2 separate regions of the Homo sapiens genome follow, and region 2 is linked to region 1. A link is a loop called in an ENCODE intact Hi-C map of the cell type or tissue named here. Cell type or tissue: heart right ventricle. All regions are shown on one strand. Links, peaks and the distances in the headings refer to the core of each region. The heading gives the core; the rest is flanking DNA. Region 1 overlaps LOC101929129 (a long non-coding RNA gene). Region 2 has its middle 81 kb from the start of LINC00593.

The links. Peaks named below come from ENCODE experiments on the same cell type or tissue, not always from the same donor. Only the 100,000 strongest peaks of a DNase experiment are listed, where the experiment ranks them.
Region 2: it touches region 1 in a loop (4-fold over the local background); 3 of 110 quality-filtered maps call a loop at or near these places.

What each region holds. Positions count from the first base shown.
Region 1 is chr15:69,967,539-69,983,829 of GRCh38, reverse strand. It overlaps LOC101929129 (a long non-coding RNA gene), which reads left to right. Exons shown (of 5, transcript XR_001751593.2): 3 at 8,003-8,080; 4 at 9,642-10,497; 5 at 11,152-11,353. Among named protein-coding and RNA genes, the nearest start is that of MIR629, 100 kb to the left of the region's middle. RefSeq lists enhancers at 3,516-3,575, 4,406-4,465. In heart right ventricle, for the core only: no CTCF peak of the experiment used is centred there; a DNase peak (open chromatin) is centred at 7,260; H3K27me3 peaks cover 2,998 bases.
Region 2 is chr15:69,907,870-69,924,160 of GRCh38, reverse strand. No RefSeq gene overlaps it. Among named protein-coding and RNA genes, the nearest start is that of LINC00593, 81 kb to the right of the region's middle. RefSeq lists enhancers at 3,529-4,151, 4,152-4,775, 7,595-8,096. In heart right ventricle, for the core only: no CTCF peak of the experiment used is centred there; no DNase peak of the experiment used is centred there; H3K27me3 peaks cover 3,463 bases.

The sequences.
Region 1 (16,291 bases), core at 3,561-11,560:
AGAGGAACTGCAAAGTCCTGGGGCAATGGCTGTGGATATGGGGTGGATGTGTGCAAACTGTCTGGGCCATTCAAGCAGTCAACCTACTATACTAAGATCAAGACTTCTTCAAATGCAGCCTGCCATAGCAGAGGAAAAGGTTGCCCTTAAAATCTGGCTTCTTTATTAACTTTTGCCTGTATTGGGGCACTGCTGAAATAGTACAATACACGGTAAAAGCCTGTGGGGACCGTGTAAACTGACAGCTCTAACCTTCACCCTGTCTGCTGATCCTAAGCTCATAAAGGGCATTCCTTGGGATGTTAAAAAAGCTAGATGGTTGACTGGCTTACAAGAAAACCTGCCAGGTCCTCTCTGTTGGGAAGCCTCTCCAGGTTTTTCTTGAAGTCTCTACTCTGTGGAGCCAGACCCTGCCTTTTGTTCCTGGACCTAAACTGGGGGTCCCAGAGCTCTGCTAGGCAAGGGCAGGCAGCTTGTCTGGTCATCACTTTCCTGGTAAGCAACTAGAAGAGCTTGCTTTCCCTCTCCTGTTTACCTCCTTCAATTATCCTTGGGTCACTTTAACCCAAAGGAGTGACTCTAGGGGTAAGCATTTCAGGTTGGGCTTGTGCAGCCGTTCCTGGTCCCCAAACCCCATCTCCTGTCCCACTCTCAACCAAACACTTGGGCAGCTTTTCGTTATTTCAGACTTAGTATTTGTCTTTCCCAAGTGGAGCTGAGTGGTATTTGAAATGGAACCAGTGTCTTGCCTTGACTGCAACGGTGGAGTGGGGATGATATGAGAGTCTCCCTCCTAGGGGTGCTCCAAGGTTTAGAGGAGCTGGTGCTCACTGTAAGCTCTTGAGAAATCCGACTTCTACTGTATTCCTATAGCTGTCAACTGACCTGTCTCCCTGCTTCCTCGCTTTCAAAGGAGGCTGGCTCACATAAATTCGTCTTTTGTCCCTGGTGTTTGGCTCAGGCTGTCCCACCCTGCCTCTGCTCCTCAGAGTTGACTCCAGCCTGACACACCTCTCCAGAGTCTTAGCTGCCTCCAGCCCTCTCCCTCCCATCTGTGGGGTCACCCCAACACCTAGGAGGGGAAGTGCCCTGCTCATTCCCAGAGGGGCTCCTGTGAGCATAGCCCTGAGCAGGCTTTGACCCCTCCATGGAAAGGAAGGGGCTGACTACCTGCTGGGAATTCTATTTCAGGCTCGACCCCAGGGCTGGTCCTCGGAAAGTTTGCTCTCCTTGAAGTCTCTTCCCAATTCAGGGAAGGAAGACTTGGAAGTTATGCTTCTCTCAGACAAGTACATTTGTTAAGAAAGATATGGATGAGGAAAGGGTCATTGTTCTTTGAAAACAGGAATAAGTGAGGCAGGCTCTCAGCAGCCACATCTGTGCCAGACCTAGAGGGGGGAAATGCCACTCTGGAAAATGCAGAGCCCTGCTGGTCTGAGTGCCGTGGCTCTGGGGTAGCGAGGACTCCTCCCTGGCAAGCACCTCCTCCCTGGGGAGCACCTCCTCCCTGGTGAGCACCCCCTCCCTGGTGAGCAACCCCTCCCTGGTTAGCACCTCCTCCCTGGGGAGCACCTCCTCCATGGTGAGCACCCCCTCCCTGGTGAGCACCCTCTCCCTGGTGATCACCTCCTCCCTGGGGAGCACCTCCTCCCTGGAGAGCACCTCCTCCCTTGCAAACACCTCCTTCCCTCCAGGCCAGGTTCCTTCCCCATAAAATGAGAGCTAGCACCAGATCATTGCTTCTTAACCCAAAGAAGACTGCAGACCCCTAAAATGCCTGTGATCTTTACTGGAGACACAGGGTAAAGGAAAAGGAGAGGGTTTCTGGCAGGCCTGGGTTCAGGGAGCAGCCAGGAGCAACCATTTTGGGGCCAGAATGTGAGGGAGGCACAGCAGGGCAAAGGGGCCTGTGGGCAGGTGGGCAGGATGGGCCAGTGGCCCAGACACCTGCAGAGGCCATCCAGTTCTAGATTTTATGACTTTATCTTTCAATCCATTTAATGTTTGCTTTTATTATTATCAATAACACGAATAAGAGCTATGATATATTAAACACTTAATAGGTGCCAAGCAGAATGTTAAGCACATTGTACCCGCTGCCTCATTTTACTATCATGCCTTCTCCATGAAGGCATGATTCATATTTCTATTTTATAGCTGAGTAGATAGGTTAGGTAATTTACCCAGCATCAACCCTGACTAGTAGTCCCAACAAAGCTGGGAATCAAACCCAGGACTTACCTAGGGCCAAAGTATTTTACCTGGTGGGATTTCTATGAGCCAGGCCTGGGCTGGGCAGCCTGGAACACAGAGAAAAGGGAACACTCCCCTACAGCTGTGGAGGCTGAAACTCAAGACCTGTTCTAAATGTCACAATGAGGTAGCAATAGAGGACTATGGGAGTTTCAAGGGCTTGGGGACAATTCAGAGGCTTCCTGGAGGAGAGGGCATTTAAGCTGGGCCCTAAGGGAGAAGAATTTCAAGGGTGGAGGGAAATTCTAGGCAAAGGCACAGCTTTTGTGGAAAGCTAGTAGGTGTGAAGGTTGCAGAGCATGGGCATGGTTTGACCACATGTGGTTTACTCTTTTTTTATTTTTATTTTTTAATAGAGACTGGGTCTCGCCCTGTTGCCCAGGCTGGTCTTGAACTTCATATATGTGGCTCATGGCATATTTTGGTTGGAACATCGTGTGCAGAGGATACCAATGGGAAACAGCCTGGAAAGTTAGACTGAGGCCATAGCGATGGCAGCCTTGAATGCCAGGATAAGGAGCTAGGCAAAAGACAATGGGAAGGGGACAGGAGACTAGAGAATTTACTACTCAATTCTGTGCTGTAGAAGAAGTGAAAAAACAGATACCGACAGCCCTAAACCTCAGGGAGTACAAACACAGCTGAGAAAACTTTAGAGAAAACCTAAACATATCGTGAAGTTGCTTGTGTGTGTGTATGTGTGTGTGTGAATGACTCCATCTGAGAGATTTGAGCAAAGTCCATGAGATGGCTGGGAAGGTAAATGACCAATTCCTTTCTAACTTCAGATTTCCTGTTTGCAAAACCTCACCAACATATCTAGAAAACCTAGAAAACATTAGGCTTCTCAGCCTGCACAGAGCAGCTTACAATGTTTATTCATGAATGAAGAGTTGGGTGCCCTGTTGTTCCTGGGTGGAGGGGAGACAGTTCATCTCCAAATGGCTCAGCCTTGGGCTCCACTGACTACACATTCTCTTTGTTTGTAGTAACAGCCATGCACTCTGTGCATATGCATGGTATCACCTGCAGATGTCCCAGTTCCTGACGTCACCCTGGCTGCAGAGCCAGCCTCAGGCCGAGCTGTGCAACCAGGGCAGAGGGAGGAAGGGGCGCTGCTGACCTGGACAGGGCTGAGTTCCAGTCCGCTTCCGTCACCACACTCCCACTGTTGGCCTTGGACAAGCCCCCATCTCTCTGCAGCAGCCCCTTCATTCCTACCTCCTTGAGGGGCCTAAACTGGATCATCACTTCTGGAAATAGCCATTCTTGTCCCACCTTTGAAGGTGTCATTTCTCAGCACCCCAGACTATTAGTCAGGGAATGTTTTCTTTGAATTGACTCACTTTTAAAATACACCATTTATGTCAACTTACCATTTCTGTACATGATGCACCATTTGCTATAAAGGGACATTGAAGTTAAAACCCATGAAAATAGTAAATGTTCACTCTTGTACCACCTAAAGTCAGGGTACATGCCTGCCATTGCATGAGTGCACACCCCCAGGGGAAACCTGCGTCCTGGAGCCAGGCGGCTTCTCAAGTATGACTGTGCGCCGGAAACACCTGGAGACCTTGCAAAAATGCAAATTCAAATTCAGTAGGTCTGGGTGGGGTCTGAGATTCTCTGTTTCTGACAAGGTCCCAGGAGATGCCGATGCTGCTGGTCCACAGACCCTACTTGGTGTAACAAGGTCACATGGGTTGTCCAGCTCCCTATCGTGGGGGCAGGGCAAGAATGTCAACAGAAACACAGCACCAAGTCCTTCTGAGAACACGGGACGTGAAACACAAAGACCATGTCTAAAGATTCAAGCAAAGGCTTCATATCAGAGGAAAACTCAGAGAGCTATTTCACCTTTTCTCCCAAATATACATTTACTTTATATTTACTTTATGCACTTAGAACTTTCGGCATCTCTGTTTACTGCTTCACATACCTCCCCACCTCTTCCCTAATGCAAAGACCTGAATCTGGAAAGCCACATCTGTTGGGAGCTTCGTCAGAAATCATGCTGGCCATGCTTGCAGGCTGGGTCCAGCTCTTGCTGGGAGGTGGAGGCCAGGGCTCTGCATAATGGCATCTTCGGGGCTTTCCCTTCTCTGACCTCCTGCCATGCTCAGACAGAACGACACGCCATCTGCTGACTCACCGTGGCTTCATGCATTCATGTCCTGTTTTCCCAGGTGGTCACAGCTCTAGGAGGAGACAGTAAGGGGTGACTGGAAGGGGAGGGGAGTGAGATTGCCCCTCTGGGACCCACACACACTGAGGACATGATGGGCTCTTGATAAAATGTCACATGAGCCCAGGACAGTTAGAGAGGTTGGCTTTATAAGTGGTACATTATTTATGATGGCTTGAATGGGTCACCCTTATGCCCATTTTCTGGAGGGAAAAACTGGCTCCAGATAATGCAAAGTCATGCCCCTATGGCGTCAGTTGCAGGGCTCAGAAGTCCTCTCTTCCAACCCAGTTGCTGGCAGGTCATGACCACAGGCCACCCAGCCATTCCTAGCCTCCCTGGTAGAATTCAAGGCTGCCTGTATTGTGCATCTGCTGTGTCCATGGCACTCAGGGAGGATAGTAAAGGCAGGGCCAGAGGGGAATGAGGGGGACTTGCTGGGGAGCATGATGGTCACGTGCTAAGCAGAGGCCTGACCTGAGACCTCAGGGTGGCATTCCTTTGGGTACTACAAGGGCTGGAAAAGGCCTCTCCCCTGCTTCAAGCCCAGCCCAGCAGGTAGGTGGCCGAGCCAGGCCCACATGCTGATCTCTGCTCTCTGACTGGTGCAGTTTCCTTTGTGTTAGATCATCAATTCCTCAGCCTTCTGTGGCTTCTGTGATTTCCAAAGAGCTTGCCCTGATGCTGAAGCCGGCCTGGACTGGGCATCAAGAGGGTTTCAGCCTGATAGCCAATGGCCGGCCGCATGACAGCGAGAAATTGGCTTCTCTCTCTGGGCCGTGGTGATCTTCAAAGTTTCTTACAGCACTAGAATTCTGCTCTTTCTTTGCATTACAAATGGAATACATACTTGTGAACATTTTCAACAATATAGAAATGTAGAAAGTAAATATAAACAAACAAAAAATGAAGTCATCATCTTCTTATTGCTGCTAGAGGAAGCCATTGTGAATAGTTTGATGTGTTTCCTTCCAAATGATTTTTTCTCTACGTATAAACATAAATAAGCATATGTAGGTTTATTGATCATCTTAAAATTTATTTTTTTCACTTAAAATACTTTCCTGTGATCTTCCTGTGCCATCATATATAAATCTACTTTATTATTTTGAAGTAATATATCTTGGACATTTTTGCATCAGTAGATCCTTTTCAATGATAAATAGCATTTTGTATCATGGATATGCATAATTTCTTTGGGCCTTTATATTATTTCCATTTTTTTTGCTATTATAAACAATGCTGAAATAAACATCTTTTTACATGCATTCTTACTCACATGTGAATATGTTTCTTTAACATGAATTCCTGGAAGTAGAACTGCCAGATAAAAGAACACACACATCCAAAATTTTGAAAGATGCTGTCAAAATCACCCTCCCAAAATACCAGTTGTCTTTCCTCTCTACAGCTCGGGGAGCAACATGTTTGCATTCACCTTGATTGAGCCTGGATTAGGTGCATGTAATGTTCCTATTGCATATGAGACAACAGAAGCTTAGAGAGAACAAGGGAGTGTCTCGAGGTGCTACAGAAGTGGGGGCAGAGCTAGAATCAAAGCTCTGTGCCCCATACCCAAGTCTAGATGCTCTGCAGCTCTGACATGATGAGGTATAGTGGAAAGAGCTCTGACTTTGAGGTCCAAATGCTTGAGTTTGAAATCTTGCCATGCAACTTGCCATCTCTGTGACTTTGACCAAGATACTTAATCTCCCCAACCTCAGCTCCTTTCTCCATAAAACAGAGACAACAAACACTGTCAAAAAGGGATGTTGTGAGTGTTAAAGGAGAATTTATGTAAGGTTCTGGCTCCTAGGAGATGCTCTCTAAAATATTCTCTTTTCTGAGGAGTTGGGGACCTGGGAATTCTACTGTACTCTGGAGCTCTTCTGCCTTCACCCAGGAAGGTAACTAGGGGTTTATTGCCCAGCCGTGCACAACTCAAAAAATTATTACTGAAGATTGTCAAAAAGGCTTACAATTCAGGAGGGTTTTTGTTCATTTAGAAGCAAAAAAATTAGTTTTGTGGTTCAGCAAGATCTCGAATTGTGCCTCTGAATGTTGTGAAGGAGGGTTCGAAGAGACTTTCAACTGCTCCTGATACAATTATGAAAGTGGTTTTGGCAGAAGCCAAGTGGACTCTTAGTTTAAAACAGCTCTAGGGGTAAAGTCATTTCTCTGCAGGTTCAACAGAGGGTCATCCCATTATTTGCAGTGTTATAGTGCTTTGGGGATGCAGGAGATTTGGAGAAGTGGTAAATTGTTATAAAAAATGGCTACAATCATTCTCCTACCTGTGCCCAGTGCCTCCAACACTGGCTCTAGGCTTATCCATGCAATTTCCTTTGGACAACAGAACATTAGAAAATGTGATGTAGACTTATCAGAAGAACCTGAGTATTGGAGCTTGCCTTCTATTGCAGGCTTGGAACCCTGTGTCCACCATTCAAATTAGCTTGAGCTAATGTGATGGAAAGACTGCATAAAGGATAACTGAGGTGCCCCAATCAACAGATTATCAATTACCAGACATATGAGTGAGGCCATCCTAGATCACCCAGCCCCAGCCAAACCACCAGCTGACTACAGATCAGAAGGATTTGCCCAGACCAAAATGGTCCAGGTGACCCATATAATTATAAGAATTGATAATTTTAAAAAACTTTAAGCCACTATGTTTTGGGGTGGTTTGTTATATAGGCAAAGCTAAATTGTAAAGATATTTATTGAATGAATGCCTCGATGAACCAACGAGTACCTCACATCAGGAGAATTAGCCTTGCCCCAGCTCATAAAGAACGGTTCAGAACCATGGACAGAGGCACAGGATGCGACAGTATTTGAGTCAAGCTACGGATATGACAGGCCCTGGGGTAAGAATGAAAACAGTAGCTCGGGGTACAGGATAAGACAGATGTGTAAAGGAAGATGCCCCTGATATGGTGCTAGTGAGTCTTGCCAGGCACCTATTAACTCAGGAAGCCCTCAGTCCCAGACAGACAGGACGGCTGGCCACCCTATGAGGAAGACGAAATGCTACACTCCTGTTCCAGAGCCTGATCCCTAGCTGTTTCTCCTACATACTATGTGATGACAGGCATTGTGAAGGAGCATGCAGAGGGGTGGTTCCATGCCCACCAGACAAACCAGGACGGTTGGCTGGTCACCTGATTCCCCAAGTTTATGCAACTAGAGGGAAGTAGGTAGAGGGCATGGGGAGGCAGGGGGCTCAGTTGCTGGCTGCCTGGCCAAGATTCACTGGGAAATGATTTTGGCTCAGTTTTCTAACTACCTCTCCTCCAATTCCTGCACACAACCTGGCTTTCCCTTATTTCCCTGGAGAAAGTCAGGCTTTGTGTCAAGGGAATCTGGAGCTCATAATTTCATAACAATAATGTCTTGGTTTTAGACAGTATTTAGACTGTGATAGGTCCTTTTATGCCTACATAGTATATAACTGGGCTTGATCTTCATAACCCTTTTTGAGAAAAGCAGAGAATCCAGGTGCATTCTCACTGTCCAGGGTACCCACTAGCATCTTCTTCCTTTTTGTCTTCTAAGATAGGGGAAGGCAGCCCAAACAGCACCCAGACCAAGAGCCTGGATCAGGGATCCTGCTGCCTGAGACTTTCTAACTAGGTAAGTTCTCTTATGGTTCAACATTCGGGAACATGAAATGGACTCTCTCACCCTTATGTTCAAACGAGACAACTGGACTCCAGTCGCTGAACCCCTATAAGCTCTGAATTTCCAGGAGTCTCTGAAGGCTGGGGAGACCTGGGTCTTTTTTTGTTATATGGAGCCTATTCAAGGGGCCTCTTGGACCACTGCCTGCTTTCCTGGTATTTGTGCTGGTGGGGCTCCTCAAAGTGAGTGGCAGGGGTGATCATCCCTATTTGCTATACATTAAGGACAGCCTGGGTATGCAGGAAGGCACTCAGAAGGGGCTGCCCAGATGATTCACAGGCTCATGTTATCCACCCATGGACAGGGCAGGGGCATCAGGGCCCCAGGGCTGACTGCATCCTAGGCCTTGGATGCCTCCAGGACTCTCTCCCCATCTCTCTTCTGCTTTTCTCTGCATGCCAACTTTGATCTCTCAGGCCACCTTTCTCCATGAGGCTGGAGTCACAGCTCCTCAGCTTCACTCCTAGAAAGGAAGGGGCTATTTCATTTTGAGAGAAATCTCAGGGAAGGCCTCTTATTGGCCTGGCTGGGGCCACATGCCTGCTCCTGTAGTCAGGCAGGTAGGGATGCTGTGGTGGGAAGCTTCATTCAGAGCCGCCTGGTTGGAGCTGGAGGAAGAACAGTTCCCAGAAGGTGGGGAGTCATTGTCAGAAGGTGAGATGGAGAGCAGATAAAGCAAGTGACACTCACTGCAAACTTATCATTCCCACCTTTTGGGGTGAGGAACAAATGCAGGGGCCTCAAGCCTTCACCACATGGTCTGAGGTTTGATGACCAGGAAGCTGGGATTTGAGCCTGGACAATTCAACTGTGAAGCCTGTGGTCTTTCCAATATCACTTCTTGATGATGTTCCATTCCCATACAGCAGCAATGGGGTGAACAACTGATTCCTTTGGGACCAGACATAGCCCTGGGCAGCTGTGGGATAAATATCTGGGTCTCAGGGCTATCTTTGTAAGGCAGTAGTATTCTCCTGGGAGAGTCCCGGGCTGGGGATCAGCAGACCTGGTGCATTTATCTTAATTCTCCACTGCTTTCCTGTGTGACCTTGAGAAAGTCACTTTCCTTCTCTGGGTTTTAGCATTTATCTGCCAAATGGCGATGATCATCCCTGAGTCCCTCCCATAGGCATTGAGTGGAACTAATGAGATAATTCCGTGAATGAGCTTTCGAAAGCTGAAAAGCCCACACAGATGTGAGGATTATTCTTATGATCCTGGGCCCCATAGGATTAGCTTAAATGTATGGCAACAGGAGGGATGGGGGCTAACAGAAACGTGCAGATGTCTAGCAGCCTTGCTCAAATAATGCAATACAACCTGCTTTGCAGGGTGGCCTCCTGATTTATTTATTTATGTCAGACAGCTCATGCTGGGCTTCCTGAATCTTCTTTGGACAGCCTTTCACCTCTGTCCCTGCTGCCCTGGGTCGGGGGGTCATGGGTTCCTTTTCTGATAGCGTGTAAAGCTGGCCACATGGTTCTGGTTTTCTCTTCTTTTCTTTCTCCTGCAGGCCAAGAAATGAGGACACTGAACTACTTCTTCTTGAGATGACGGAATCTTGCAAGTTTATTTATTGTTTCCTGGGGGAGGAGACACAGTCTGTTGGAACTGGAAGTGATGAGAGATTGCCATCCAATTCCATAGGAGGCCAATGAGAGGTTACATGAAGGGAGGACTCTACTGGTAGACAGTCCTAGAAACCCCAGGCTAAAGTGAAACTCAGTAATTTTGTTTTTAAACTGCAGGTCCTCTCAGCGCATTCAATATTTTGCTTGTTATCAATAAGGGGATGTAGCAGCCACATTTCCCAATTTTTTTGGCCATTTTTTTCCTCTGACAGCATTTTTAGGACCCGTGTCCCCCTGAACACATGGAGGGATGGAGCAATTGAATGTCATGCCCTGATTTCACAGATGGGGGCAGGGAGGCTCAGCAAGGAAAGTCAGGTGGAGCAGAGACCCATTCCCTGCCCCTGCCTTGGGGCTCTTTTCGAAACTCTGCCCTGCTCACATCTGCCCCAAGACACTCTGCCTCCATGAAAGTGCAGGTTATTTTACAGTTTGGAGGTGACACTGGACCCCTTGGAAATCAGAGAATGTGCACTTTCTTGGCAAAATATCCAAGGTAAGGGAGAGTATAAATGTGAATGAGAATGCTGAGTGTCGGAAGACATTTGTTTTTTGTTTACATCTAGGACCAGACCAGAGGGAGTGAGGTCTATCTATCCCACGAAGAAACTGAGATGCAGCTTATGAAATAGAGGCTGACAATGGCTCACCCACCTCCTTTGTAAGAGCCTGGTGTGTGCTACAGGAGCATGGCCCATATACGTGTCAGGTTGAAGGACAACTCAGGAGCTGTCCAAGGTATGTGTTCTGAGTCCCAGATGAGTCATACCTGGTGGCGAGGGTGCTGTGGTTTGCAGGAGGAAGGGTGAATATAATTCGAGTTATCATTATGAAATACCTGCTGGTCCTCAGGGACTGTTCTAGCAGCTTTGCACATATTCACTCATCTAGTTCTCACATCAGCTCTGTAATATAGGTGCTGTTGCTGTCACTGCAATATTACAGAGGAGGGCAACAAGCCCTCTTTAACCAACAAAAAAAGGTTAAAGAGCTTGTCCAAGGCCATAGGACCCATAAACAGTAGAGCCAGGCTGGATTTCACCCCAGCAGGCTGACTGTGGAACCCACACTTTTAAGCCACAATGCTGTACCACTGCTAGGTAGTATTAGAGAGGTTTGGAAAATGCTGCTTTGATTTGCTCTGACATCCATAGAGATGCTCGTAAGAGCAGAATATTAGAGCTGGAAAAAGCTTCATCAGTCATTCAGTCTACTCCATTATAACTCATGTAGGAGAGGCCAGGTAGGGCAACAGACTGGCCAAGGTCAACAACTTTCAGTCACACTAGACTCAATGAAATTGAACTTCCTGACAACGATGGGAATAGCAAGTGTCTCCCTGCCCTGAGTCAAACTCCAACTATGTTGTCTCACTCCCTCCTTCACCTCCAGGCTCAACTTGGCCCCACTTGCCCCATCTGGCAGCCTGGACCGAGCATTGTTCATTGAGTCCCACACCCACATGGCCCCAGAGTCAAACCGCCTTTCATGCTGAAGAATGGAACTGACACTCCCAGCAACATCTCCCCCAACCATGCCCATCTGTTAATCCAACTTAAAAAGAAGGAAAAAAAAATGACAATGGAAATGGAAATACTTTAAAACATTGTGTGTGTTTTGTGTGTGTGTGTGTGTGATCAAATCTCTTTCCCTGAAATATGACAAAGCATTGCCATCCCTTCTCCAATATCCTCTATCCATTAATGGTCTTTCTGATTCAATAAACAGGATTTCAGGCTCTGCCCCCTCCCTCTTTTCCACCCCTACTCCAGGAGAACATGGGCTGCTTCCAGTATAGCTCATATTAAGCTGTGCAGTTGATGGATCTTTAATCTTGCTGAACACATGTTGAGGAGAATAAAACCAATTTTGTTTAGGAAACCAAGTGCCACACTCAGCTGGAAATTAGCTCTTTGGGTAATCTTACCCCCTGTTTTGACCAAGCAGGCCAGGCAGGATTTCTCAGGTGGCTCTGGAAAGCCTCAGACTCCTTGGATCCAAGGAAGGAGAGAGAGCGAGTCCTCATTGAGGATCCCTGCCCCAAATCCTTTTGATTCTCCCCTTTAGTACAGAAAGCAGCTCCAATCCAGGCTGCTTATGGATCAAGGCTAATCTGGATGTAATTCCCTGCCCAGCTCGCTGCATCCTTAGCAACACATAAATACAGATTAAAGGGTTATATAAATGCAATTTTCTAATTAATCAGTGCAAATCCAGCTACTGTGGGGGACATAGATTTCAGTTTTTAAGTGAGAGGTTTTCTTCTTTGAGTTCACTTCACAAATGCAAGTTCTGTTCCTGTGATTCCTAGTGCTAATGGTCACTGGGTGATCAAGAGGTTTGACAATTCCCAAAAATGTGCCTGTCATGGCCCCAAGTCCTTGAGTTCTCAGCAGGAGATTTTGAGCCATGGACAATGGAAAGAATCTGAGCTTAGGGGCAGTCAGTTCAGCTTTGATCCTGGATGTGTGGCCTAGGACATGTTACCTAACCTCTCTGGGCCCCAATTTCCTCATTCTTAATAAGATGATGAGACCTGTGTCCTGGGGTTACTGTGAAGATTAAATGCCATGTTTGAAAGTGCATAGCGTGGCATCTGGTGCATTGGTGGCTGTTATTGTTGTTTGCAATTGAGGACAAAGATTCTTGAGGGTTCAGTGCAGGAAGAGATAGTCAATAATCTCAGGCCTGAGTCTCCTCCTTTCTTCTGACTTGTGTATTAGTATTTGCCTTGTATAGAGAACAAGGTTCACGAATCCAGGAGGGGTGTGGTCTCCTTGGATTTTTCAGCCCTCCTTTCCTCATCCCACCAACCTACACATACGCACACTCACTCTCTTACATTGGATATATTATCACAAAAGTGCACATTCTGTGATTTCCAAGGGTCCCAGTGGAACCTCCAAGCTGTAAAACATGGAGTTTGGAGTCATGGAGGCAGAGGGAGTTTCTTGGTGCAGATGTGAGCAGGGTGGTGCCTTGAAAAGAACCCTGGGGCAGGGACAAGGGAACGGGTCTGAATGAGGATAACTCAAGTGTTGGCCATGCAAAGGGTCAGGGAGAAAACACGTTTTATAACAACATCCATAAGGATGACAATAATAACAATAATTGTGGTGATAGGAATGGGGATGAGGATGGGCCAGGCATGCTGTGGACTTTGTCTCACTGTATTCTTAATGACAAACCTATGATGTGGATATACCAATTCTATCCCCATTTTTAAAATGAGGAAACTAAGAATTGAAACATTGAATGGCCTGCCTTACACTGCAGAGCTTCCCTTAGATTGACTGCCTTTTTCCTCCCTCTCTTCATTCCTCTAATGCTCTTCCCCCTGGTGTGTGTGTGTGTGTGTGTGTGTGTGTGTACCTCCTACTCAAGTCCCCATGCATGCAAACACACACATCCCCCAAGCATTCATGCCGCCACATGCATACTGGCAGGAATATCACACGTGTGCTTTGGTCCATCAATGCCCAGCATGCCCAGCCAGTGCCTGCTCATAGTGGAAAACCTTCCTGAGGATAAGCCGCAGAAAGGAGAAGGCTAACAGAGAAGAGAGAAAAAAGGCTAAGTTTGAGAATGTTTTCCAAGCTGGATGATTTTAGTTATTTCAAGCCCAGATCTTGTTACCACCAATGAAGTCAAGCAGGGCCGCAGGTTGGTGGGCCCTGAAGACCTGCTTTATGGAGTGACTCGGCAAGCCCAGCATTTCTTGCAGACACAGGGACCCCTACACGAATCAGAAAGCTGCTTTTCTCTCAATCGTTCTCCAACTTTTCTAAGCCTAGACTGCGACTGCTGACCTCATCTATGACCTCTTCATCTGTGCCCTTGGGCAATCCCCGGGCATCTCTGGTCCTCAATTTTCTTATCTGAAAAATGGGAAAAGAACTAAACCTTGCTTATCCATCTTGAAGGGTTATCATGAGGTTCCAAGGAGAACATACAAGAGAAATTGCTTTCAAACAGGTGGGATGGGTAGGGGTGGTGGGGAGGGGAAAGAGGAAAGGGCTTACAGAGAATGAGTGCTTTTGAAAACGAAGGTTAGGCAAATTCAAGTTCTCTGCCTTGTTTGTGACTCTCTGTCACATTAGAAATGCTAGGGCTGGGACTGCCCAAGCAGCCTGGGAAGCTCCGAGTGCTGTCACTTTAAAAGTAAAGTGAAGTGTTCATTAGCTGGGCTATTTTTTCAGGTGTGTTCTAATTGTACTAATTAACTCTAAGGTAGATTTTAGCACTCCAGCCTCCATCGCTGCCTTCAAATGCCAAAACAAATCTTGCCATAATTACCAGCAATCCTTTTCATTACCGGCTGCCTAATTATCCTATTAATAGCACATCCTAAGAGACAGTATTTGCTTGGCAGGCAAATATTTGTTTTTAAATGAGCAAACACAAAGACAAACTGCTCTGTTTGCAGAAGGATTCCAAAATGCAAAATGGTTTATATTTGTAGAAAAAATAATAATCCAAGTAAAACCAAATGCTTAATCTATTTGAAGCATTTGAACATTAAAATATGTGGTTTTTCCCCCTGGTTTCAGTCCTTCCTTGCCGGGAGGATTGGGTGCTGGAAGGGTTTTTAAGACTTTTCTGTCATATGGACTTGGATGTCTTATTGGGTTGGAGATAAAGTTGGTCAAAGAGGGAAAGATGAAGACAACTGACATGGAATAATGTTAGAGCCAGAAGGAAATGTGTGTAAACTTGAGGCCAGAGGTTTGATTCCCATACCTGGCTGATCATCAGAGTTACCCGGGAAGAGACTTGTCAAAATGCATCTTCCCAGGCCTGCTGGTTTCTTTCTTCCTTTCTTCCATATAGAAGTGTATTGTTCAAGAGAAAATAAATTTACCACCTCAGCTCACCCCCATCCATCCCCACTCCAGTCTTTTCCTGTTATTATTGCATAGATGCCTCTGAATATGCACAATTGCCTTTTCCTTTTTTGAAAACAAGAATGAGCCTGTAATCCCAGCTACTTGCGAGACTGAGGCAGGAGGACTGCTTGAGGCCAGGATTTCAAGACTAGCCTGGGCAACATAGCAAGACCCTGTCTCTAAAATATAAAAATTAAAAAATAAAACAAGAATGAAATCATACTATCTATTAGATTGAACAATTTGAAATTGCTGACATGCGAGTGCTTTATAACCTACCAAATGGCGATTTCACATGGTTCAATTTAAGATACTGTTCTGTTTTTGTTGACACATTAAAAAAAAAAATCTATAGAGTGTTATATTAGGTTGGTGAAAAGTAATTGCCATTACTTTTATGGCAAAAACCACAATTACGTTTGCCCCAACCTATATATGAAGGCGGCACCATAAGTGAACCACTCTCTACAGATGGCCCGTCCACTTCCGTCTCCTTTTCAGGTTTATGAACTGCAGAGCGCTGCTGCGACGCCGGCCTCTCTACCTCCCCACCTGGGTCTCCCTTCCAGTCTGAGTTCCTGTCCCATTTGCTCTGGGTGCCCTCCCCTGATTGTACCGACCTTTACTGATATCCTTGCATCTCTGAGCCTGTCATTCTCACCCCTGACAACGTTTTACCATTTAACTAGAGATTTTAAAATATTGTCAGTGTTGTCCACTATGTAACTACTCTGACTACCACTCCCACCTCAGAAACCCCCGTAGGCTCCTGAAAGCCTCCTGGGCACACAGTCCTCCCTGGGTGCTGAAAGCTCTCCACGCATGGCCCCTCTGGCATTCCAGCTTGGCTTCCTATTGTCTTGGTTGCTGCTGCTCTCTTCCCAGAATGCCTGTGACTGGCACACAGTCGGAGGTCAATTAGAGGCCCTTTTAGGAGCTGAGTGCACCCTCCGCTCATGTCAGCCTCTTTACAAAGATGGGACAAAGAATGTTGTCCCATGGTCCTTATAGGTCTCAGTTTCCTCATCTGTCAAATGCATTGACTTCGCAGCACTGCTATAAGGTTAAATAAAACCTCTATAGTACCTGTTGAACACCTGCCACTTAGTAGGGATTAAATGGTAGTTGTTATTACTATTAGAGCTGATTTTAATGGTGTTTTACAACTTGCAATTTGGCTGTTGGTTTGAGAGAGAGATTCTTTTTTTTTTTTTGAGACGGAGTCTCGCTCTGTCGCCAGGCTGGAGTGCAGTGGTGTGAAGGCTCACTGCAACCTCCGCCTCCCAGGTTCAAGCGATTATCCTGCCTCAGCCTCCCGAGTAGCTGGGACCACAGGCACGTGCCATCACGCCCGGCTAATTTTTGTATTTTTAGTAGAGACGGGCTTACACTATGTTGGCCAGGGTGGTCTCAATCTCTTGACCTTGTGATCTACCTGCCTCGGCCTCCCAAAATGCTGCGATTACAGATGTGAGCCACCACACCTGGCTGAGAGAGATATTCTTTACCATGTTAGAAATATATTTTTATACATTTTTTCTTAATTTTTTGAGATTTGAGTTCAGAATATGTTTAAATTCATTGAATAATTGTTATCAAACATAAGTTAATTAAAATATTTTAGGCCAGGGCGGGCAGATCACTTG
Region 2 (16,291 bases), core at 4,622-12,621, 61 kb after region 1:
GAGGTGCAAGAAGAAATAGGAATCAGAAAAAAATAATAAACATGGGATGAATCCAATCAAGCATTTCCTGCATAAAACTATAGTAACATTAAATAATTTTTGGATATAAAACTATTTGATTTGAATATGATATATAAGATGTGAAGAGACTCATAGTGGCTAAAGTATTCTAAAGTCTTATATTCTTTGATGATACAGATTTTTATTAACTTCAGACATAGTAAAGTCAAGTATGCATGTTAAAAAAATTAAGGACAATCAAGAAAAATGCATAAGATACAAACCAGTAAAGTATATGAGCTATAAGCCAGTAACAAAGAGAAAAAAAGAAAGGCTAAAGAAAAAACACTCTATGACATAAAAAGAAGGAAAAAAAGCATAGACAAAGCAGAGTAAAAAGAATACAAAAATAAAATGCTGCTAAGTAAATACAAATAGATTAGTGAGCACAACATATTTCAATGGATTTAAATCTCTGGTTAAAATACAGAGATATCAAATTGCATTTTAAAAAATTCCAGCTCTATATTGTTTATAAGACATTAGGTAAATCATAAGAACACTGAAAAGTTGAAAGTAAAAGGATAGAAAAAGTTGCCATGAAGAAAAGCAGAGTTGAGAGATCGAGGAAAAGAGATGTTTTTGATAGCCTCAGCTGACCTCAGAATCCAGCCTTTACTGCTCGATGATCCAGTTATGTGAATCCTCAAATATCCCATTCCTTCCTGCCATTTTGCAAGCTTGTTTGAGTTGGGTGTTTTCACTTGCAGCCAGAAGATGACCAACCAATGCAGAAGTAGACTTGCAGCTCAGGATCCTGATTACTCTAAGAAGGGTAAGGTGAGAGTCATGTCTTAGAAGAATTCATCTGGTAATGAGATGAAGAGGGGATTGGAGAGGGGAAAAGCTGGAAATGGGCAGTGGACAAGGCAATCATGCAGGCAAGCAGCGAGGAGAGCTGTGCTAAGGAAGTGCCAATGAACCTGGAGAAGCGACAGGAAGGTTTCCAGAAGCCTGCTTTGAACGTTTGATTTGTCTAACCTTAAAAGTGTTCATTCATACAGCTCTTGAGAGCATGCTAGGGTTTGTAAGACATTAACTGAGGGGCTTCTGTGTCCTGAGGTGAACATTTTGAAAATATTTCCAGATGCTCAGCCAACTCAACAAAAATCATTAAAAAACCAAACCAACCAACCAAACAAACAAAAACAATAATAGCAGGAATACTCTGGCCACATCTTAGATCAAAGTGATAAGGATGTCTGAAAATCTTTAACCCAGAGACAAGAACTCAGTAAATATAAATAACGATATGATTTGCATCTTAGACAAGTTGAATTATGTATTTCTAGGCAGAAACCCAGGAACACTGGTGTCTGCAAATGGGACACACAGGGATATAGCTACATTTCTGTGCTTCCTTTTTCTTACATGTTAAGTGAGGCAACTGGACCAGCTCTCTAGCATCACTTCTCGTAGAGTTTATGGGTTTTTTCATTTAATTTTTTCGAATGTTGGGATACCTGGGTAGACAGGTATGTGTGGTTCCTTCTGTGCCTCCGTGTATGTGTGTGCATACGTGTATGTGTGTGAGATCAACAACCATATGTGGGCCTGTGTTTTCCTCTCACTGTCTAGCCATGTCTCTTGCTGTCAGCTTGCATGTGTGTTCATAATCATTTGTTTGTTTCTTCCTCCCTCTCCTCCTCCTCTCGCTGCTTCCCCTTTTTACTCTGCCCCGAAACTCTGTGAGATGCATGAACATTTCTCAGTTATGTGATGTTCTCAGCAGGAGGATGGAGCCAAATAATGGTGTTTCTAGTTATTACTCTGATGAATCACAGGGGAACAGCCTTCACCAAGGTAGAACGGCTTGCATAAAATATGTTCATTCAATTAAAAAAAAGAAATTGAAAAATAAGATACTGCCAACATGGGGCACTGAGTTATGTAGGGTTTATGCAGCATTTAATTTGCAATTCAAGCAAGAAACACACCAGAGAGGCACCTGTGAGGAAGCTCCCTGGAATGGGGGGAGGGGTTCCCACTGTCAAATAAAAACCTTATGCCTCAGATGAAGTTTCTGGAATATGGAAGAGGGGAGTGTAGATAGTTCCTGGGTTCCCCCAAGCTAGTCTAAGCAATGGATTCTATGCTGGAGATACTGTGGCCCCTAATAGTGAGAACTGGCTGGCTTGTGACGTCTACAGCCTAAGTGGCCATGTTTTGCACCATTTGAATCCCTGCCCCACAACCTCAGCTGATCAGCTCAGGCACTGGTACTTGACCCAAAGACACCAGCCTGACCTGGGAGGTGGCCTGACACAGGAATGACAAGCCAGGCCAATCGGATTTTGTCTCTCTCTGACTTCTGGCACTTCACTTGAACCTGACATCAAGAAACATGAAGAGACCAGAGCAGTTAACAGTGGAAGCTATGAAGGAGAGCAGGTCATGGTGACCACAGACAAATTGAAAGTAAGAGGGAGCAGAAAGTGGAAAAGGCAGAAGATGCAAGTTAGGAGACAGAGGAGGGTCTGAGCAGAGGCTCGGGGAGAAGCAGAGATCTCATGTGGCAGGCAAGACAGCGCGGCCCAGGAGGGAGGTGGTGGGAAGAGGTATGTGCCGGGCATTGCTTTAGAAACTGGGAAAGAGACAAAGGTCTCTCTCTTCGTGGAGCTGATGTTTTAGTGGGCTGTCCCTGAGGGGCTGCTGTGGTCTACACCTTTGACCTGTATGACCACATTTTGTATCATTCCCTGTCCATTTCATTTTCCTCAAGCCCCAAAGGATTGAACCTTGGGAATATCAGCTCCTACCCACATGGCAAGATTTGGTTGCAAGCAACAGAAATGAACCTTGGCTAACCTAAGCAAAAGAGGAATTTTAAGGGTCTTGGAACTAGGAAAGATATGAAGGTAGCTCAATAGCATTGATGGGGTTTCATGAATCAGGCCTCTCTCACTCCACCCCTTTCTCACTTTTGCCTGCTGGGCTTGCCTACCTTCTGCAGACAAGACCACACATGGCAGGGAAAATATTCACCATCAACCCCTGCTCACACTATCCCAGCTCAGGATCCCCAGTAAAGAGAATAATCCTAGGGAAGATTCTGATTGGCTGGGCGTGGGTCAGTTGCATCCCCAGACCAATCACTGTTGCCAGAGGAAATTAGCCAGCTCAACCTATCTAGACACCTGTGGCAAGAGGAGTAGGCACCTTCACAAGATTAAAAGAGCTAGAGGAAGAAATGTGAGAGGCAGCAACAGCAGTAGTTACCATAGTCTAATGTCAAAAAAGAAAACCTCAAATAGCAGAGGCCGGATTTGGCCCCAGGCCCCATCCACATTACTGGTCTTCCAGGCCCTTGGAGAAGGCATTTTAGACCATGTAACTTTGAGTCTATTTACTAATCACCTCTGAGAAGGGGGCTGCTGGGATACATTAGGATAACTCGATTGTAAGATTTTAATGACATAAGATCAAGACCTCGGGAGGCCTGAGCCCTGCAGTCGATCAATTCACATACCTTTCACTCAGGCCCAAGTGACTGAAAATCATTTTGCTCCCCGAGCTCTTAAAGGTCAGGAGTTGGATGCCTCAAGAAAATCTCTTTCTCTATCACAGGAAACCTCTTGCATTTAGTGTTCTGTCAATCAGGGCCACCCCAGGAGGCCTTAGAAGGGGAGTGCAGAGAAAATGTGGCCTGTGTTCCTTTCTTCCTTTTTTTCCTTTTGGCTAGGCTGGTGCATGTGTGTGAGTGTGTGGTGTGGGGATGCTGGTTGGGGAGAGAAGCCCCGGTTCTCAGAATTCACTTATCCTCTCCCAAGCTGTTGCATAGTGCCTGGTTTAACTCTCAGAGCAATGAAGCCATTTCTGTCCCTCAAAACAAGCCTGCTTCAGTTTGTGTCAGTTTTGAGGGGAGACAGAAAAAAACTAGGGTCACCACTGAGATGAGGACACCTCCCCAGTCCACTCCAACACCCCAGTCATCTCCTCAAGAAATCCCTCTTCTTCAAATTGGCTCCTGTAGTTCAGGGCAGGTGTCCAAAATGCAAATGAAGCCTCAGTGCCTCCGTGCCCCAGCTTGGCAGGGACTCTGAAGCTATGTGACCCTCTCTGCTAACTGGCCTGCAGCTTAATGACATGCAAATGGGAGGGACACAGTCTGTCAAACGGGGCCTAATCCCTTTGTTCCTACCTGCCAGCTGGGCAGCCTTTTCTAAACCAGTTTTGGCTGGGAGGACAGCTGCGAGGTGCTGATGGGGAGGCTGGGCCACGCAGAGCTGGTTGCCTGGTAGCCACAGGCAGCACTGGGGGCCTCAGGTGGCGGATGAGCCCTCAGAGCCCCCACCATGAAAGTAGGGGTTCCTTGGCCTCTGTGTTCACATCCTGGGGTCCTTGAGCCTCCCAAAGATTTGTAATTCTAAGGGAAGCATGTGACCTTGAGCAGGGGCCCTCTCTGAGTCTCAGTTCCCTTGCTTTTAAAATGAGGCAGCTGTTATTGATGACCCCCATCTCCAACCCAGCCTGAACAGCTCAGTTCTTTCTGTCTTATAAGTTGGGGTTCTAAGCAAAAAAAAAAAAAATTAAAGATTCATCTGCTAAAATAAATGCTTGAAAGCCATTAGATTCAGTGATCTGCTGTGCCCTTTCCATCTCTAGCAGGCTGGAGCTGCTGCTTGCCTCACAGAGATCTTGTGAGATAGGCAAGCCCAGGTAGCTCCATCTCTCCATTTCACAGATGGTAAAACTGAAGCCCAGAGAGGAGGAGTGAGTTTCTCTGAATCACACAGCCAGTTTGTGTCATGCAGAGACCAAACTGTATTCTACAGATCCTAGATGGGAGTTCTCTCTGCTGAAACTCACTGCATAAGATGCAAGGTAGGGTCAGAAAAAGAAAGGGCCCTTGGTGGGTTTCGGCCCTGGCACTACAGGTCTATAAGCATGTCTGAAAATTTACTCCTCAGATTTGGTGGATGACGACCATGAAGCCAGTGCTGACGTTGGTTTCTTGGCCAATTGTGAGTGCATGTATAGCTGCGTGTGTGTGTGTGTGTGTGTGTGTGTGTGTGAGTGATAGGATGATTGCCTACACAATGTTCTTCTTAACAGCATCCTGTGGACCAAATGCCATCCTTGCCATGCCACCTGACACGGTCTTGTGTGCATTCAGCCAGTGTTTACTGAGCACCTGCCTGGAGCTTGGCACGGTGAAGAGGACTCTGTCCTTGCCACCAGGTCGCCTGCAATCCAGTGGGGGAATCTGCACACATCTGACATCTCTGAGCAGGGCTGTCCTTTTGGGCCTTGGTTGTCAATTCCAGTTTATTCCCCCACCGCTCGCCGCCCACCACCACTCCCCCTGACCCCCACCACTCCCCCTGCCCCACAGGGCAGCCTATTCCTTCCTCAGATCTGAGGTGTATAAAATCTGGGCAGAGGTGGTCTCAGTTGAATACTCCTGTGCCTCATTCAGGTTCATGGAGGTTCCCACTAATTTTGCGAGGCTCTGGGTGAGGACTGTCACTCACCAACTCATTTAATCCTCACGACAATGCTTTTAGACAGGGATAATAATTATTCCCATTATGTATCTGAGAAAACTGAGGCTTAGCAAGAAGAGAAAATGCCATGATCGAGACCAAGCGGCTAATAGGGAACAGAGGAAGGAGAATAAGGGGGATTGCTTTTATAATGACAAACCCATGGTTTTCTCAACTACATCCAAGTCTTCCTTTAAAAAGATCTCTGGGGAAAGGTTAGCTAATGACCACAACTCCATTGTTATATTAATAACCTAATGGAGGCCACTTGATGGAGCAGAAAGATCACCAGGAAGATGAGGTTGGAGCTTCCACTCCCTTAGTGGCCACTGTAGGCCTGGAAGATGTCATCTCATCTCTCCAGGACAAGAAGCGGTTGGGCCAGCAACATTGGGAATTCCTTCCCAGCTCCGGCCCTCCAGCGTGCCAGGAATTTCTCAGGCTCCTACCAGGCCCTTGGTTGAATTATAGTTCATCAGGCTTTGCAGAAAACGAAAAACCAGCTAATATTTGCAGACAGCCAGGAATTTGACTATTTTCTAACTAAAGCCGAAGATGCCAGAGGGGATATTAAGTATCTGTGGGATTTATTGATCTCTCAGTCCCAGGCTACTTGGGAAACAATTAGAGGTCAATACACAACAAAATGAAATTTGCAGCTGTCAGATCAACCATTTGGAAACATTCCCTTGCCCTTTTACCTCTATTTTCTGTCAAGAGAAATCGTTCTCGGGTACAGAGCCGACGTTGGGGCTGAGGAGCCATGCACTGTGCTTGCAGGGAGGGCAGCCTGAGATGCCAATTAGCTTGGCCCTGCTGAGAGGGCCCTGGTCTGGGAGACTGGGGTCCCGCTCTGACCTGCTACTTACTCTTTGTGGGATCTGGGACACGTCACCCCATTCTCTGGGTTTGGCTGGGATTTTTCCTCATCTGAAAAATCCCACCCTGAGTCTAAAACCCTCTCCTTGTTGTCTTCTTGCTTAGCTTCAGCTGCAAATGATTTTATGTGAAATCTGCCTCCTTAAAACCACTCTGAGTTATAAAAGAACACATTTAGGTATTTATGGTCTCCTTCCCTTTCTTAACCCATTTTCCTTCCCCCGGCATCCTGTCCTACCCTTCACCCTGGGCTTAGCTTGTGCCCAGCCAACTGTTGGAGAAGTCCTGGTGAAAATGTCCACTAAGATGGCTCAGTGGTCCTCTATCTGAAGTATTTATGTTTTAACTGGGAGACTGGGAGACCCAAATACATTATTAGCCTGTGAAGATAGGCTTTCAGATACATGACACCTGGAAGTGGGAAGTTGTTTTTAGACGGGGTTGGGAACTGATGCTCTGAGTTCCCACTCTGACCCAATCCGTCAAATACCAGGGAAACTCCAAAGTGAGAAAACATTGACTGTGTCCTTTACTGCCAGCCTCACACCCCTTATCTCTCCAAAAGGGTAAGACAGTATTCAGCATGTCCCAAACTTTATTCCATGGAACACTCAGAGAGCCTGGGGTTCAGCCTGAGCTGGCCTCACCCTCATTTTAGTGCTGAAGATTCTGTAGTCAGCAGGCAGATTGTGTTACTGCCAGGAAGCTCACAAGAAGCTGGGAGGTGTCTGCGGGCAGTCTGGGTCTTTGCTCTTGGGCCCAGGTTTTCCCACCTCCTTCCACTTGGTGCTAAAGACATTATTGAGTCTGGTCTTGCCAAGGCTCCCTCTGAGGAGGGCTTCCAGAAAGCCACAGTTCTGGACTCAGCATCTCCAGGCTCCCCCTTGCTCCACAGAGCTGGAAGTTCCAGAGCTCCCAAGGGGGCCTGTCCAAGTGGAACATGAATTCATTTTTGCTTCCTCCTGACTGGATCAGCTCCATCCTTGAAATGCTGCTTAAGAGTAGCTGAGCTCAGGTGCCTGTGGCAAGGAGGATGGTGCCTGGGGTGCTATTCTCAGAGCAATTTGGGCAGGCCATGCCTGCTCTGCATCTCCACGTGGCTTGTGCCCGGGGACTCATGTTCCCAATGTCTTTGCCCCAGGCAGGAGGACATCCACAACTGTGCTCAGCTGCATCCTGGGTCAGCTGTGTAGTGTGGATATGAAACATCAAATCTGCTGGCTTGAAAGCAGGGGAGAAGGCACCTCTGCCCTGCAGGCTGTCTGCCCACCGCAGGCAGTCTCCAAACCTGCATTTGCAAACTTTGCAACCTCTCTTACATGAGCCTTGCTTTCCAGGCTCATTGACACCCTGAGACCGAGGCCTCCCTTACCCTCCCTTTAGTATTGCAACAGCTTTTGAGCGGCTCCCCCTGCCTCCACCAGATACTTTCCTCCAACTAGATCCCCTTCTGCTCCCAGCCACTCAGAGCCCTGAGCCCCCTCACTGTTTATGGGTGTAACTCTCCCACACATGGTGCTAAAACTCTCTGGTAATGGCAATGGTTGCACAACCCCGAATATACTAAGAACCACTGAATTTTACACTTAAAAGTGTGAATTTTATGGTTATAAATTATGTCTCATTAGGCCGTTATTAAAAAAGAAAAGAAAAATAACTTCCTGGACACATTCCCTTGTTTATTGCAGTGTTTCTCAAACTTTTCCACCAAGGCACCTCTAATAGAGGAGAGGTGATGGAACCCTTGGGTCTGGAAGTAGCCTAAAATTATCTGTCTCAATCATTTATTCATTCATTCATTCCACAAGTATTTATTGTGCATTTCTTATGTGTTAGAAATGCAATAATAAACAGGTGTAAGCCAACCCTTATATAGCTTAGTTAAGCAGAAAATTTCTTTGAAGTCTCATGTTTTAATTTAAAACAGCATGTGCATTTTACATTATAGTCAATAATATATCTGTGATCATTTATTTATTTTTATATATGTTTTTGAGACGGAGTCTCGCTCTATCGCCCAGGTTGGAGTGCAGTGGCATGATCTTGGCTCACTGCAACCTCTGCCTCCTGGGTTCATGCAATTCTCCTGTCTCAGCCTCCCAAGTAGCTGGGATTACAGGCACTTGCCACCACACCTGGCTAATTTTTTTTTATTTTTAGTAGAGATGGAGTTTTACCGTGTTGGCCAGGCTGGTCTTGAACTCCTGACCTTAGGTGATCATTTAAATACAGTATATTTTTCCAAAACTCCTCAGCTAATAGTGTTGTTCTAGGAAGATACTTCTTGCTGGCCCTGGGTTTCATATACCTTCCCTCCAATCACCCTGTTCCTCTGGGGAACCTTTAGCTGTAGAGGGTATTGAGGTGGACTCTCTAACACTGTATCTACTCCATCCTCCTTGGGCAGCAGCCTGAATTTGGGGGCTTATCCTCAGCTGAGAGGGAATGCCTGATTGGTATAGGGGTAATCATTTTATCCTTGTTACCAATGGTTGGTTCAGGAAGACACATGTGGCCCAATTCTGGCTAAGAGGACATGAGGCAGGAGGTTTTGCAAGAGTGAGCTACAGGAAGCTGCAGTCTTCTCCTGTCTCCTGCTATAAATGAACAAGGAAGCCCTCGGCCCTGACTGCTGTTTGTAGACCTCTTGTGTCCATGAGAACCAAGCAGACATGCAGACAGGAAAGTGGAGCTGAGAAAATCAACAGAAATAATTGAGCTGGCTGGAGCCCCAGCAGACCCGGTCCTGAAGCTCACATAGTTTGTGTGTGTCAATGCATGGTTTAGACCTTTTCAGCAAGTCCAGTTTATGTTGCCACAGCTATGAATACCCTAATGATTGGAAAGGACTAGAGGTCAAAGTCAAACTTCTTAGCCAGGTTTTTAAGCCTTCCATAATCCGCAACTGGGTCCTTACCTACTTCCTCAATACTTAGGCGAGTTTAAACCTCGTTTGTCATCTCCATGTCATGCTGTTCCTTTAGATTACACACTCTTTCCTGTACCATTATCCTTTTTCCTATCTGCTTTGCATTGTTTGCCCCTTCTGAGGATGCTGGTGTCCTCAAAGGAACTGCATGTTAGAACTCAGCTGGGTTTGCCCGTCTCTAAAGAGAGAGCTGGGACCTCCCAGTGGGCCTCACTGAGCCGGCCTGGCCTGAAACGTGCAGACGGTTGGGAGACACAGGAAGCAGAGAGAGACAGAAGGAGGAGGGAGAGAAATGGGAGAGGGGTGGACAAGCCCAGGATGGAGAAAGAGAAAGAGAAGAAAGGAAAGACATCAGCCAACATTAGACAGAAAGGTAGAGAAAACCAGAGCAGGTAGAAAGAAAAGGGAGGAGGGGGAGAGACAATGAGCAAGAAGGAGCAGGGGAAAGAGGAGAAGAGGGAGGAGGCAAAAGGCCAGGAGGTAAGAGGAGGGCTGCAGGGCAGGAGCAGGGACGGGGCTGAGCAGGCCGCAGGAGCCAGCGGTGAAGGAGCCAATCGCGCTTCGTGAGTGCATAGCTAAGTTCCGGTGGGAGCAATTTTATCAATAGCACTTTACCATACAAGTGATTCTCATCACAGCTGGTGCTAGGTGGGTTGGGAACAGCAATAAAAAACCAGTTTTATTAAAAAAAAATCATCCGGCTTATTTGAAAACACAGTACACACGCTCCCTCAGGCCCTGGTGGGAGAGGCCAGGGTGGACAGATAGCCCCTCAGGGACTCAGGCTCAGTCCCAGCAAAGTATGATGGGGACAGACCCTCCAACACACACACACATGCACACACACACAGGACATAGGCCAAGTACACAGCTATTAAGCTCTCCATGGAAAAGAGCTAGGGTACTGCGGGAGCCCAGCCGACTGGGCTGGAGGTCGGTACCCCTGGCAAGGCTGGGGACCAGGAACAGAGGGGGTACTTCCAGGCCCTGTGCCAGGCACATCCACATGTGTGATCCTAGGTCATATGAGGTGCTCTCCAGCCTCACATGGCTTGTCTGGGAAATGCAGCCTTAAGAAATAAGGCCGCCTATCACAAAGGACCAGGGAAGGCTAGAAGGATCAAAGAATGTCTGTCAAAAGTTGTCATAAAATCACAGAAAGTCACCTTTTCAAGGGTCTCCAAAGAACATGTGAGGAGTAGTTTTAAAATTGCATTGCTTGGAGTGCTGGGGTTCTGGGAGGTGCTGTGCTGGGCGTGGGGAAGAGGCCCAGAGAAACTGAAGCCCCAAGGGGCCCCTTAGCTTGCTGGTGACAAAGGCAAGATGCGTGCCCCACTTTAAGGGGGCTGTTCCCTCAAGTTGTTTTTCTTCCGTTTATGTAATGAGAATATGCAGTTACTGGGAGCTGGTGGGAGCCGAGGGCGAGAGGGTTTGTTATTCACACTGAGATGACATCCAAGCAAACACAAGGCTTAAGGACTATCCTATTTCCCACTGTGTTCTCCAGCCATCAAGAGTCTTCTCCTGGCAGATAAGCAGCCCTTGCATGGCTAATGTGTTATTTCCAGAACATATTTATTGATTCTAAATATTGAAGAGGGGAGGCTTTATTTTCTCCTTGTCTTGTTTTAACCATGCGACTCTCCATGGTGGTTTACTTAGAGCCATAGTATTTCATAAACCAACGTGGATTTAAATTTTATCACCCCCCTAGTTTTATTATTTCTGCCGGGTGATAGTGTAAATATTCCTGGAGTTGTGAATGTTCCCTAATGTGAACTGGGAGTAGAGGTCCATGAACAAACGGCTTGTTGCAAATGAATTGGAAAATGCAATTTTTAGATTTTTCCACTGACACAAAACATAATAGCATCTTGCATTTGGATATTGGGTGATATTTCTCAAAGGTTGGTTTAACATGGCTCACCTTATTGATCCTGACAGCACCTCTGCAAAGTAGGTCGAGAAGGAATTCCCAATTTACAGAAGAGGAAGCAAAGATCCAATAAGGACAAGTTTCATACACCCTGTTGGAACCATAACAAATGCTTTTGCTCCAGGTAAGCTGTGTTGAACAAGGCCAGCTTTGTGCACATCCCAGCTAGGGGCTTCACATGTTCTATTTGATTCTCTCCAGCCTGTGAGGGGTTGCTATTTTCAGGATACAGAAAACAAAGTTGAAACCCATGGAGACTGCACTGACTTCCAAAACGTCAAAGGTTGAAATTCACTTGACGGAAAAGGAAGGAGCACGGATGGAGGCCAGGATGGAGCTCTGGAAGTGCCAGACTCCCAGCACTGAGCATTAGGGTGATTTGTCACTTACAGGTGCTCAGGAACACACTAGATTAGAGGAGAAATAAATGCCACAATGATCCTTTTACCCAAATTCAAGGGAAAGGCAAGGTTAAGGGGCTCCCTCATGTTGTCTGAGGGGAGAGCTGTCCCCAGACCCTGGCATGTGTTTCAAGAGACACGACCCAGCAGGTGGCTTTGTCTGAGGTGGACCCACTGGACACAGTAGCGGTGAGAATGAGGGGGCCCTGCACCTCACTCACCCTCCAGGACAAGACAGGTACAACTAACCCAGAGGAGATGAGCAGTTTGGCTTCATGTCTCCTGTTTTTCTTTGTAAGAGTTTGCTGGTCAAGTTAACATACGTTGAGCTCCTACACACTCAGGTACCTCTTGTTGCTCAGTTCCCCTATTAAAATACACCTTCTGGAGAGTGCCCATGTTCTGGACTTTTCCTGATCTCTGAATCTCTCCAAAGCTTATTCTTTATGTGTCTCATGTCTTTGATACACAGTCCCTTACCAGAGAATCTGGTAAAGAATTGAAACTGAGCCATTAGTAAATGGCTGATAATTAATATATACGTTTCATCTTTTAGAAAAGAAGTAAAATCCTCATGAAATAATGAAATCCAGAAAGACTTGGATTGAGTCCTACTTCATCATTTACTAGCTGTGTGATCTTAGGCAAGTTGCTTAAGCTCTCTGCAACTTTCTCCTCTGCAAAAAAGGGCAGGAGGGGGGAATTACTATATGATTGTTAAAAGAAAAGATCACCTTTCTCTGCTCTTTCAAGGCCCTTGTAGAAAAGGCTGATGAAAAGTGGGGCTTCCCATCCTTCAAACTTTCCCTTTCTCCTGAAATATTCTTTTCCTGCCCCCAGAACTGAGAGCTGTCTCCTGCCCTGCACTCTGGAAATATTTACTACTAGTCTCCCTGGAATGTCAACTTCTCCTGGGGAGGAAGATGACACCCACTAAATACTGGAAAATAAATTGTAGATATTTTTTATTTTCCCCAGGCTTTCTGCAAAGTAAGCCATGTTAACCATTGGCTGATTGACGGACTGGACTTGGGCCCTGTCTAGGCCCCAGGAGAGGGACTCTATTTCTATGCAAGGATTCCTGTCAGTGAACTTTTAGTATTATATCTTGACAGCCACCAGTTCAGCCTACTAGTCTGCAAAGGCTCGCTCACACCCTATGCCTTCAGAAACCTTCCCAAAAGTCCGTTTTTGTGTTGGAGCATATCTCATTGTTTCAGAAGGATTTGTTCCCTTATTTCCACTCACCCAGCTCACTCACTCATTCCCTGCTGAACCAGGGTCTGGCACTCAGCAGAGGTCTGCTAGGGAAGTAATGAATGGCCTCGATTCTACACAGGGAGAGAAAAACCAACTCAGTGTCTACGAACCAGCTTAAACAGAATGGATGACCAGCTCAGCCAATAGGAAAGAATGAGCTATGGCAAGCACACCTGTTTTGTGCATTTGCATGGCATCAAATGCTTAAGAATAGTTTAAACTGGTTATATATGCCCTTTGCAGTCCTGTTTACCTTTTCCTTTTGTTGAATGAATGAAAGGCTAAGTGTTTGAATGACAGTGTACTGTAGCCATAGTATTATACTTGGCTTTGAAGTCCTAATAGATCTATCCATGATTGGTGGTGGAAACAGAAAACAGTGCTAGTTCTGAAGATGTGGAGTTGACTATTCTTTTTAGGGGCTATTATGTGTCCTCAGTGTGACCCCACACCAGGGGGTGGGATGTTCTTAAAAGAGACAAAGACATGCAGAGTTTAACAGACTCAAACTCACACCGAGTTGGGGATAAATAGGCAGAGACTGCAAGATAAATGAAGGAGTCGAGACAAAGTTAACAAGCTGTGGAAAGACCCACAAAAAGAGAGGTTGGCCCCAAATGATCAAGAAGAGCCATGTGACCTCAGGAGGTTTTATTGGATGCCCAGGAAGGAGAAAACACAGTTCTGGCCTCAGACATCTTTGAGTGTAGCCATGGAAGAAGGATGCTTGCACACGTGTGTACACAATTTGGACTCCCCAGCACACACACCCTCAACTGGCAGAATAAAGTCTTGCTGGCAGGGAACAGATCTCTCTGTTCCTTCAAATTTGCCCAACTGCCAAGCCCTCTGAGATTCTTTGGTTTCCCTTTATCTGACGACACAACCAAGGGATTAATTATTTCCATAGTAAATTGTTGTGGGTTTACCTTATCTTCCTGGCTAGCTTCCTGACCTAGGGGCATAATCTAACTGTTGAGGCACCTCCTGCTGTTCTTTGCAAAGGGGCTGGTGTCTCTAAATTGCTCAGTACAGACTGATCAAAAGGAAAAACTAAGAGCCGGTTATTAGGAATGACCCAGCTTAGAAGGCCAACCTTTTTCCTTTGAAGGGAAAGGTATGATGAGATAACCATGTTTCACTCCTTCCAGAAGTTTAGAGGAGTGTGTTTGGGTGGGAGCAGGAGGATTACTAGGAGTTTGGAGGGGTGTGTTTTTGTCTGTCGGAAACCAAAGAGAAGTGTCGGTGGTTTGATGGACACGTGAGGCATTTGAGCAGTCATGTGACTGAGCTTAGCCAATCAGAATTCTCTACCCCACTGGAGTTCAGTCAATATGAGCTCTGATTGGTTCAGAGCTGGGCAACTGGGCCAATCAGCGTCCTCTCAGGGTTCTGCTGGGATTCTGGAGACAGTCATGCCTTCTGTATGATCAGAGGCTGGCATGGCCAATAAGTATGTAGAGTGCCGGACTGAGAACAAAATCAGCACTGAGAAGCAGGAGATGGAGGAAAGGAGGCTGCTTCCTGGTGTCTTGCAGGAACCCATATTCAAGGGGGGTGAACCAGCTTGCTTCTTGAACCTCTCAGTTTTATGAGCCAATAACCCCCTCCCCACTTTTATTTGTAAAGAAGAAAGTCCTGACTAATATAACAAGTGGATAGTCAGTGTGGTTTACTCAGACACTGGTTTCAAAAAGTAGCCGTAAGTGCTATGGGGAAAATGAAATGGATAAGGCTTCTTAGACTGCAAGCAGAGAAGGCCTTTCCCAGTGGCAGGAAAGAGCCAGCCATAAGAAGATCTTAGGGATGGCATTGCAGACCGAGGCACCACCAAGGGCAGAGGCTTCTAGTGAGGCAGGAGAATAGGGTCTGGAGGCAGGGAACCTAAGGCCAATTCATGCTGACTAGATGTCAGCGCCAACTCCCTTTTCAACCCCTCCTTTTTCTGTGTGGCAGTTGCTGTGTGGCGGTTGGAAAATGAAAGTACCTCTGATTGGTCCTCTCCCACGACCAATCAGACTGGCCATGGGCCACTACTTCATTTGCATCGACTGAACCAATGGGAAACTTCTAGTGGGTATTTAAACCCCGCAAAATTCGCTAACCGACGTTCTTGAGCTGCTTGCTCGAGCCCACTCCCACCTTGTGGAGCGTACTTTCATTTACAATAAATCTCTGCTTTTTCTGTTTTGCTTTGTTTGTGCGTTTTGTGCAATTCTTTGTTCAAAATGCCAAGAACCTGGACAACTACCCTCAACCAGTAACACTAGGTGGGAAGGAGGTAAGCAAGTCAGGCACAGAGAGAATGCTATCATGGCTCTAGCTGAGTGAGCAGAGGGGAGACTGATAGAACACGACAGAGAAGCAGGCAGGTGCAGAGCCTGGAAGGCCTTGAAGCTGAAGACGGGGAGTTCAGATTGTATTCCAGGGTAGAAAAAAAAAAAAACAATCACTGGAGAGTGAAGGGATCTGATTGGCTGTGGCAGCTGTGAGGAAGAGGGCCCCTAGAGGAACAGCGATGGAAGCAGAAAGGTCAGTGAGGAGGCTGGTGTAATAATAGTCCAGGTGAGCAGTAAATGGTGGCTTGGATCTTGGTGAGTGGAGGAGACAGAGAGATTAGGATGGATTCTGCATGTACCTTGAAGGGAGAGCCTACGTGAGTTATTAGTGCAGCAGATGTGGGAAGTGAAGGAATGAGAAATCAGATATTTCCTGAAAAGATGAGGACTGGGTGAGTAATAAGTTTGGTGCATCTATGCGAACCACCAGTGAAAATGTGCTTTGGAAAGGTGTGTCAAGCACATGTGCTCTTGGCTCCTGGAGGGCAAGGGCTGGGTTCAGCCAGCAGACTGGCTCAGAGTGAGCTGGATGGCTGAGTGGGTAGAGAAGTGGATGGGTGGGTAAATTTGGGAATGAATAAGTACAAGGATGGATGAGTGAGTGGGGGGTGGGTGGGTGTACCTTTGGATGCATGGATGCAGGGATAGATAGATGGGTGGAGATGAGTGGTGAGTGTTGAATGGGTAGATGAGTGGATGACAAGCTACATCCACCTTGGATGTCAAGGCCATATCAGAATCTTCCATTGGAGGAAGGGAGGGACCTCACCTCCTCCCATGTGGGCTAGCAGGCTGTCTTAAGCCTCCCCAGGAGGCCCAGTGGGGATTGACTTAAGAGGCAGATAGATTTGGGCAGCTTTGGCCTAGAAAGGGACACTATGTGTCTGTGAGCCCTGAAACCCAGAGAACAACTTCTGACCCGGCACCTGTCACCCTTGGGGTCCAGAGGGATGGGCAGGGTCTCACCAGCCTAGCTTCTTTCTCCACTTGGCCCATTACAG